Linked DNA regions of Homo sapiens: region 2 is linked to region 1. Evidence: read pairs that join two places in POLR2A ChIA-PET (ENCODE). Cell type or tissue: GM12878. All regions are shown on one strand.

Region 1 (4,000 bases):
TAATTCCAAAACTTTGGGAGGCTGAGAATGGCGGACCACCTGAGGTCATGAGTTTGATACCAGCCAGGCCAACACGGTGAAACCCCAACTCTACCAAAAATACAAAACTTAGCCAGGCGTGGTGGCGCACGCCTGTAGTCCCAGCTACTCGGGAGGCTGAGGCACAAGAACTGCTTGAACCCGGGAGGCGAAGGTTGCAATGAGCCGAGATTGTGCCACTGCATTCCAGCGTGGGCGACAGAGCAAGACTCCATCTCAAAAAAACAAAACAAAACAAAAAAAGCGAGACTCGCACCATCTCAAAAAACAAAACAAACAACAACAACAACCAAAAAAACCACCTATACTCCTTTGGAAAATTCTGGACTAGAATCATCAATACGGTAGTCAGATTTGTTTTTTCTTTTTTTTTTTTTTTGCTAAGAGATACTGTCTCCTGTCTCTCAGGCTAAAATGCAGTGGTGTGATCATACCTCATAGCAGCCTCAAACCCATGGGTTCAAGCAATCCTCCCATCTCAACCTCCCAAGTAGCCAGGACTACAGGTGCACGTAGAGACAAGGTCTTGCTATGTTGCCCAAGCTGATCTCTAGCTCCTGGCATCAAGCAATCCTCCTACCTCAGTCTCCCAAAGTGCTGGGATTACAAGTGTGAGCCACTGCACAGGGTAACCAGCAAGCAGATTTCTAAGAGCAAATGAGATCAGATGGAGTACTTCATCAGGAATATTGAAATGAACAAGGCTGGGTGCAGTGGCTTACTCCTGAAATCCCACCACTTTGGGAGGCCGAAGCAGGTGGATTGCTTGAAGCCAGGAGTTCAAGAGCAGCCTGGGTAACATGGGGAAACCCCCATCCCTACAAAAAATACAAAAATCAGACCGGGCGTGGTGGCTCACACCTGTAATCCCAGCACTTTGGGAGGCTGAGGCGGGCAGATCGCTTAAGAGCAGGAGTTCAAGACCAGCCTGGCCCAAAACCCCGTCTCTACTAAAAATCCAAAACAAATTAGCGGGCGTGGTGGCGCGCACCTGTAATCCCAGCTACTCAGGAAGTGCAGTGGCTCATGCCTGCAATCCTAGCACCTTTGGGAGGCCAAGGTTTGGGAAGAGGGGACCGCTTGAGGCTAGGAGCTCAAGACCAGCCTGGGCAACATGGCAAAATCTATACTTATGCTTCCAGTCAAGGTAGAGTGACATGAACCAGATTTACCTTGTGTAGTATATTATGAAATATGTATTTGGTCTTTGTCCCTGGTTCCACACCCCCTTAGCCAGATGTGATGGCAAAATCCTGTAATCCCAGCTACTGGGGAGGCTGAGGAGGGATGATCGCTTGAACCCTGGAGTCTTCAAGGCCAGCCTGGGCAACACAGTGAGACCCTATCTCTAAAACAATAAAAATAACCAGGCATGGTATAGCCCCAGCTATATGGGGTGCATGGCTTGAGCCCAGGAGTTTGAGGCTGCAAGGAGCTATGATCACAAAACTGCACTCCAGCCTGAGTGACAGAGCAAGACACCTTCTCTAAAAATATAAATAAAATACCCAAAAGAATCAAATGGAACAATCCACAAGGCTCACATGGGAACAGGAAGAGTGCCAGTTCCTCACAGCCAGAGTGGAAAACCACATAGTCCATGGGCTATCACACAGAATCCCCAAAAGGATTTTGACTCAATAGTGGGAAATACTTAGCCCTACACTAAAATGGTTTTGATCTCACCTAACAGAGCTTAAAAGCAAGACTTCATCAAACTATTTTTAAGTATTTTAACCACATCTCAGAACAAAACTCAAGAATATTTATAGAAATACAAAAATATCCAGCCTCCAACAAAGTAAAATTCATGATGTCTGGCATCCAAAAATCAACAGATAAGCAAAGTAGGTGGAAAAGACAACCCAAAAAGAGGAAGAAAAAAAAGAATCAAGCAACTGAAACTGACCCAGAAATGACACAGATGATAGAATTAGTAGACAAGGGCATTAAAAGAACTATAGGCTGAGGCCGGGCATGGTGGCTCATGCCTGTAATCCCTACACTTTGGGAGGCCAAAGTGGGAGGATCACCAGAGGTCAGGAGAGACCAGCCTGGCCAACATGGTGAAACCCTATCTCTACTAACAATACAAAAAATTAGCCAGGCGTGGTGGTGAGCACCTGTAATCACAGCTACTCAGGAGGCTGAGACAGGAGAATCGCCTGAATGGTGTGGGGGCGGAGGCTGCAGTGAGCCAAGATCACACCATTCCACTCCAGTCTGGGCAACAAGAGCGAAACTCCATCTCAAAAAAACAAACAAACAAAAAACTAAGCTCTCCTAAGCTTTCCATTTCAACTTGCTCTTTCAAATAACCTTATTTTGAACACCTTATTGGCAATATTTAAACAAATACACCCCTAGAGGAATTCAGCACACAGCCATCATACATTTCTCAGCTGTACCCATCTCAAATTTCATGCACTTGACAAAAGAGGCAAAACGTCTGAATTATAAAAATTAATAATAACGAAGCTTTTGGGCTGGGCACGGTGGCTCACGCCTGTAATCCCTGCACTTTGGGAGGCTGAGGCGGGTGGATCATGAGGTCAGGAGATTGAGACCATCCTGGCTAATACGGTGAAACCTCGTCTCTACTAAAAAATTAGCCGGGCGTGGTGGTGGGCGCCTACAGTCCCAGCTACTCAGGAGGCTAAGGCAGGAGAATGGTGTGAACGCGGGTGGGCGAGCTTGCAGTAAGCTGAGATGGCGCCACTGCACTCCAGCCTGGGGAACAGAGCGACACTCTGTCACACACACACAAAAATAATAATAATAATAGCAATAATAATGAAGCTTTCATTTCATCAAAATGTCTAGATCATTGCCACCCAACTGAACTTGCTGGGAGGATAAAAATACTCTATTCTGAGCTGTCCAATATGGCACCTACTAGCTATATATGATGGCTGAATATCTAAAATGTGCCTAGTGTAACAGAAGGACTGAATTTTTAATTTTATTTAATTTTAATTAATTTAAATTTCAATAGTTATATGTAGCTAGTGGCTACACTATTGGACAGCACAGCTCTAGATAACTACAAGGAAAATCTAAACTAAAATTTTAAAGATTAAACTTTTCAAAATAATTTTTATAACATGTACAGCTTATATATCATATAATATTAATATTCAAATTAACTAGGTAATTCCTACGTTTTAAGGCTTGACTTAAAGGACGATTTCTCTTTTTTTTTTTTTTGAGATGGAGTTTCGCTCTTGTTGCCCAGGCTGGAGCGCAATGGCGCAATCTCGGCTCACTGCAACCTCCACCTCCAGGGTTCAAGCGATTCTCCTGCCTCAGCCTCCCGAGTAGCTGGAACTACTCCCAGCTAATTTTTGTATGTTTAGTAGAGACAGGGTTTCACCATGTTGTCATGTTGTCCAGGGTGGGCTCAATCTCTTGACCTCGTGATCTGCCTGCCTCGGCCTCCCAAAGTGCTGGGATTACAGGGGTGAGCCACTGCACCCGGCCTTAAAGGACCATTTCATATAGGACTTCCTGGTTTCTTCAACTCCCAACCCTCCACCACAGGGAAGGATCGAGTAACTCCACTACTCTAAGCATCTCAGGACTCTCTGCACTGTCATCAGTAGCATTTTCACGCCTGTAATCCCAGCACTTTGGGAGGCCGAGACAGGCAGATCACCTGAGGTCAGGACCAGCCTGATCAGCCTGGCCAACACGGTGAAACCCTGTCTCTACTAAAAAATACAAAAAAAAAATTAGCCACACTTGGTGGTACATGCTTACAATCCCATCTTCTCAGGAAGCTGAGGCAGGAGAATCACTTGAACCTGGAAGGCGGAAACTGCAGTGAGCCGAGATCGCACCAATGCACTCCAGCCTGGACAACAGAGTGAGACTCCATCTCAAAAAACAGAAAATAAAAAGTAGAATATTGAAACCCTCATACGTTAATCATGGAGTATAAAATGGTTAAGCTACTGTGAAA
Region 2 (4,000 bases), 190 kb before region 1:
ACACTGTCTCAAAACAAACAAACAAAAATAGCTGCATTTGTTGGGTGCCTGCTAACTGCCAAGAGTTTTCTACACATACCAACACACTAACATGGCATATACTGACCCACCTATAAGCTGGGTATCTATAGCACCACAATCCTTATCCAAAACCGAGGCCAGATGTGTTTCAGAGTTCAGAATTTTTTGAATTTTAGAAAGGAAATATTGTACGCATATTTTATATATTATATATTATATAACACTCCAGGGAAGTCTGAGGCAGTAACCATAAGAAAACACATTAATTCACCGGGTGTGGTGGCTCTTGACTGTAATCCCAGCACTTTGGGAGGCCGAGGTGGGAGGATCACTTGAGTCTAGGAGTCTGAGACTAGCCTAGGTAACAAAGTGAGAAGACACGGAGTCTCGTTCTGTCGCCCAGGCGGGAGTGCCGTGGCGCGATCTCCGCTCACTGCAAGCTCCGCCTTCCGGGTTTACGCCATTCTCCTGCCTCAGCCTCCCGAGTAGCTGGGACTACAGGCGCCCGCCACTGCGCCCGGCTAATTTTTTGTATTTTTAGTAGAGACGGGGTTTCACCGTGGTCTCGATCTCCTGACCTCGTGATCCGCCCGCCTTGGCCTCCCAAAGTGCTGGGATTACAGGTGTGAGCCACCGCGCCCGGCCAGAACCCTTTCTTTACAAAATTTAAATTAAAAAATCAGCTGGGTGTGGCGGCACAAGCCTGTAGTCCTCGCTACTTGAGAGGCTGAGGTGGGAAGATCTCTTGAGATCAGAAGTTCAAGGCTGCAGAGAGCTTTGATCACACCACTGATTCTAGCCTGGGCAACAGAGCAAGAGTCTTCTCAAAAAAAAAAAAAAAAAAAAGGAAAAGAACAGGAAACATGTTAATTAACCATCTGTGGTAAAATAATGAAATATTCATATTAAGTGGAATAGAGATTATAAATAGCCTCACATAAGTTCAGGCCAAGTGGCACCAAATCTATGAAAAAACATTCCATTTTCAGAGGCTCTGGGGTTTCAGCACTGTGGCTGAGGAACTGGGGCCTGCACCATCGCACTCACTTTATGTGCTACGGTCCTGGTTCAGAAAGGCCAAATAACTTGGTCAAGTTCATGCAGCTGGGAAAGAAGAGAGGCAAGGTATGAACCCCGACTCTCTCACCCAAAGCCTGCACGGTGCTTCTCACACTTAAATGAACGCAATGATCACCTAACAGCCTCTCTGAGAGCTGACTGTGAGTCGGCAGGTCTGAGGCAGGGCCTGGGAAACTGCATTCCTAAAGCACTGGGGCTCCTGGAGGGAATGTGCTGCTTCCACTGGACCAGAGGCTCCCAGTCCAGCAGGGCATCAGCACTCCCAGGAGTTCTTTAAAAATTCCCTCTAAATCTGAATTTCCAGGGTCTTAACTGATAGAAATTGTATGGGTGGGGGCCTCAGTTTTTGTGGTCATTTCTAATAGCCCATTAAGAGAAATAAATCACTAATAAAGTAGGGCTCTGAGAAGGCAGCCCGCAAGCCCAGTCAGGAGTTCCCCTTGGAGTCCCTACTTTCCATCAAAGGAGTCTAGGAAGATTCCAGCAATGACCACAAAATGTTATTAAATTCCTCAGAGACAACATACCCCAGCCATCCCAGGTTCTGGGGATCACAGCATTTTTCACCCTCCCTTGGAATCAACAAAATCCTACACATACCACACTAAAGGCCAAGTTCTAGAGGACAACCACAAACAAATGTGAAAACTATTGCTGCCTGGCAGCTGACAGAAGGAAATACTTAGCAGAAGACTATGAGAAAAGAAGTGCTTGGCCAAGAGCAGTGGCTCAGCCTGTAATTCCAGCACTTGAGATGCCAAGGCACGCAGGTCCTTTGAGGGCAAGAGTTCAAGACCAGCCTGACCAACATGGTGAAACCCCATCTCTACTAAAAATACAAAAATTAGCCAGGTATGGTGGCATGTGCCTGTAGTCCCAGCTACACAGGAGGCTGGGGCAGAAGAACTGCCTGAATCTGGGAGACGGAGGTTGCAGCGAGCAGAGATCGCACCATTGCACTCCAGCCTGGGCGACAGAGTGAAACTCCGTCTCAAAAAAACAAACAACAACAACAACAAAAACAAGTAAAGAAGTGCTAACACTTGGGCTAGGCTACACTGTGGGAATGAATTCATGAACTGAATGGAATCTGCACATACTTAATCAAACTGTGTATTCTGAATTATGCTCACGAGATGCTAAGATGGAAAAGAACATGAGTGGTAGTGCAGCTGGTTCCTCCCGCTGTGTCAACTCTCTGCAGGTCCTCTGATGTCTGCTAAGCTCCTCCCAAATGTACCCATCATGAGAAAGACTCTGAGCAGGACTTCCACAGCACTAATCTCCCCCCAATGCCACCAGACTCTTAATTCTGCTTTCAGTAGTCCAAATCAGCCACTGCTTCTCACACCCAGTCTCAGGTCACTTCTGATATGACATGTATGTACCCCAGCCTGGTCACCACCCTAATGCTGGTTCTCTGCAGAAGCTCATTTGGTTAAATTCCTCATGTAAACTGAACAAGAGTCCTATTCTGACCTCGGTATTAGCTTTTGATAATTACTAATCCTGTAATTTGTCCTTTTTTTGTTCTATTGCCTCCTTCATAAAGTGTCACGTTCCAGACTGAAACTGGCAGTCTGAATTTCCTGAGAACACAGAATGCCTCATGGAGCATTTTTATGCATTTACCTAGCACTGTAACAGCAGGACTGGCACCCATGAAGTGCTTTACAAAGGTCTGCTGAGGCCGGGTACAGTGGTCATGCCTATAATCCCGGCCATTTGGGAGGCCGAATCAGGAGGATCACCTGAACCTAGGAATTTGAGACCAGCCTGGGCAACATAGAGGCCCCATCTCTACAAAAAAAATTTTGTTTTTGAGACAGGGTCTCGCTCTGTCGCCCAGACTGGAGTGCAGTGGTGCGATCTCAGCTCACCACAACCTCTGCCTCCCAGATTCAAGCTGTCCTCCTACCTCAGCCTCCTGAGGAGCTGGAACTAATGGCACACGCCACCACACCTGGCTAGTTTTTATATTTGTTTTATAGAGATGAGGTCTCCATAAAGCCCAGGCTGGTCTCAAACTCCTGAACTCAAGCAATCTGCTCACCTTTGCCTCCCAAAGTGCTGGGATTGCAGGTGTGAGCTACCGTACCTGGCCCAAAAAATGTTGGAAACTTAGAAAGTGAGGATCACTTGAGACTGAGAGGTCGAGGCTACAGTGAGCTGTGATCGCACCACTGCACTCCAACCTGGGCAACAGAGCAAGACCCAGTCTCAAAAAAAAAAAAAGGGTTTTCTGAACTAAGCTAGATTTGGTCAGTGCTCACTTAAATGTTTTAAATGTTGTTTTTCTTTACATGAAAATACACTGAGTACCTAAGCTTAGTCAGGCACACAGTAGTTAATACATGCTGAACTGGTGAATGTGTGGTGGACATATCCTGTCCTCTCTTTCCCGACTAAGAAATACGAGTGCCTAGGCTGGGCGTGGTGGCTCACACCTGTAATCCCAGCACTCTGAGAGGCCGAGGCAGGTAGATCACCTGAGGTCAGGAGTTGGAGACCAGCCTGACCAACATGGTGAAACCCTGTCTCTACTAAAAATACAAACTTAGCCAGGCGTGGTGGTGCAAACCTGTAATCCCAGCTACTCGGGAAGCTGAGGCGGGAGAATCGCTTGAACCTGGGTGGCGGAGGTTGCGGTGAGCCAAGATCACGCCACTGCACCTCCAGCCTGGGTGACAAGAGCAAAACTACATCTCAAAAAAAAAAAAAAGAAAGAAAAAGAAATACAAGTGCCTTCAACCTTAAATACCATTTTTCATTTTTATGGATTTTTAAAAACTGATTATTTTATTTTCACAGCAACTATAATCTCCATATGCCATGCAAGGAGACAAGGCTTTCAAAGAGATTCAATGATTTGCCTAAGGTCACAAAGACAGATGGGGAC

Evidence for each region. Peaks named below come from ENCODE experiments on the same cell type or tissue, not always from the same donor. Only the 100,000 strongest peaks of a DNase experiment are listed, where the experiment ranks them.
Region 2: POLR2A ChIA-PET joins it to region 1 with 8 read pairs; 3 of 35 experiments call an interaction of 5 or more read pairs at or near these places.

What each region holds. Positions count from the first base shown.
Region 1 is chr14:102,609,377-102,613,376 of GRCh38, reverse strand. The region is part of intron 2 of RCOR1 (REST corepressor 1); the gene reads right to left. Among named protein-coding and RNA genes, the nearest start is that of RCOR1, 19 kb to the right of the region's middle. RefSeq lists an enhancer at 1,849-1,928. In GM12878, no CTCF peak of the experiment used is centred here; a DNase peak (open chromatin) is centred at 1,866; H3K4me3 peaks cover 582 bases; H3K27ac peaks cover 1,249 bases.
Region 2 is chr14:102,797,563-102,801,562 of GRCh38, reverse strand. The region is part of intron 1 of TRAF3 (TNF receptor associated factor 3); the gene reads right to left. Among named protein-coding and RNA genes, the nearest start is that of TRAF3, 22 kb to the right of the region's middle. RefSeq lists an enhancer at 2,696-2,745. In GM12878, no CTCF peak of the experiment used is centred here; a DNase peak (open chromatin) is centred at 2,422; H3K4me3 peaks cover 1,124 bases; H3K27ac peaks cover 2,887 bases.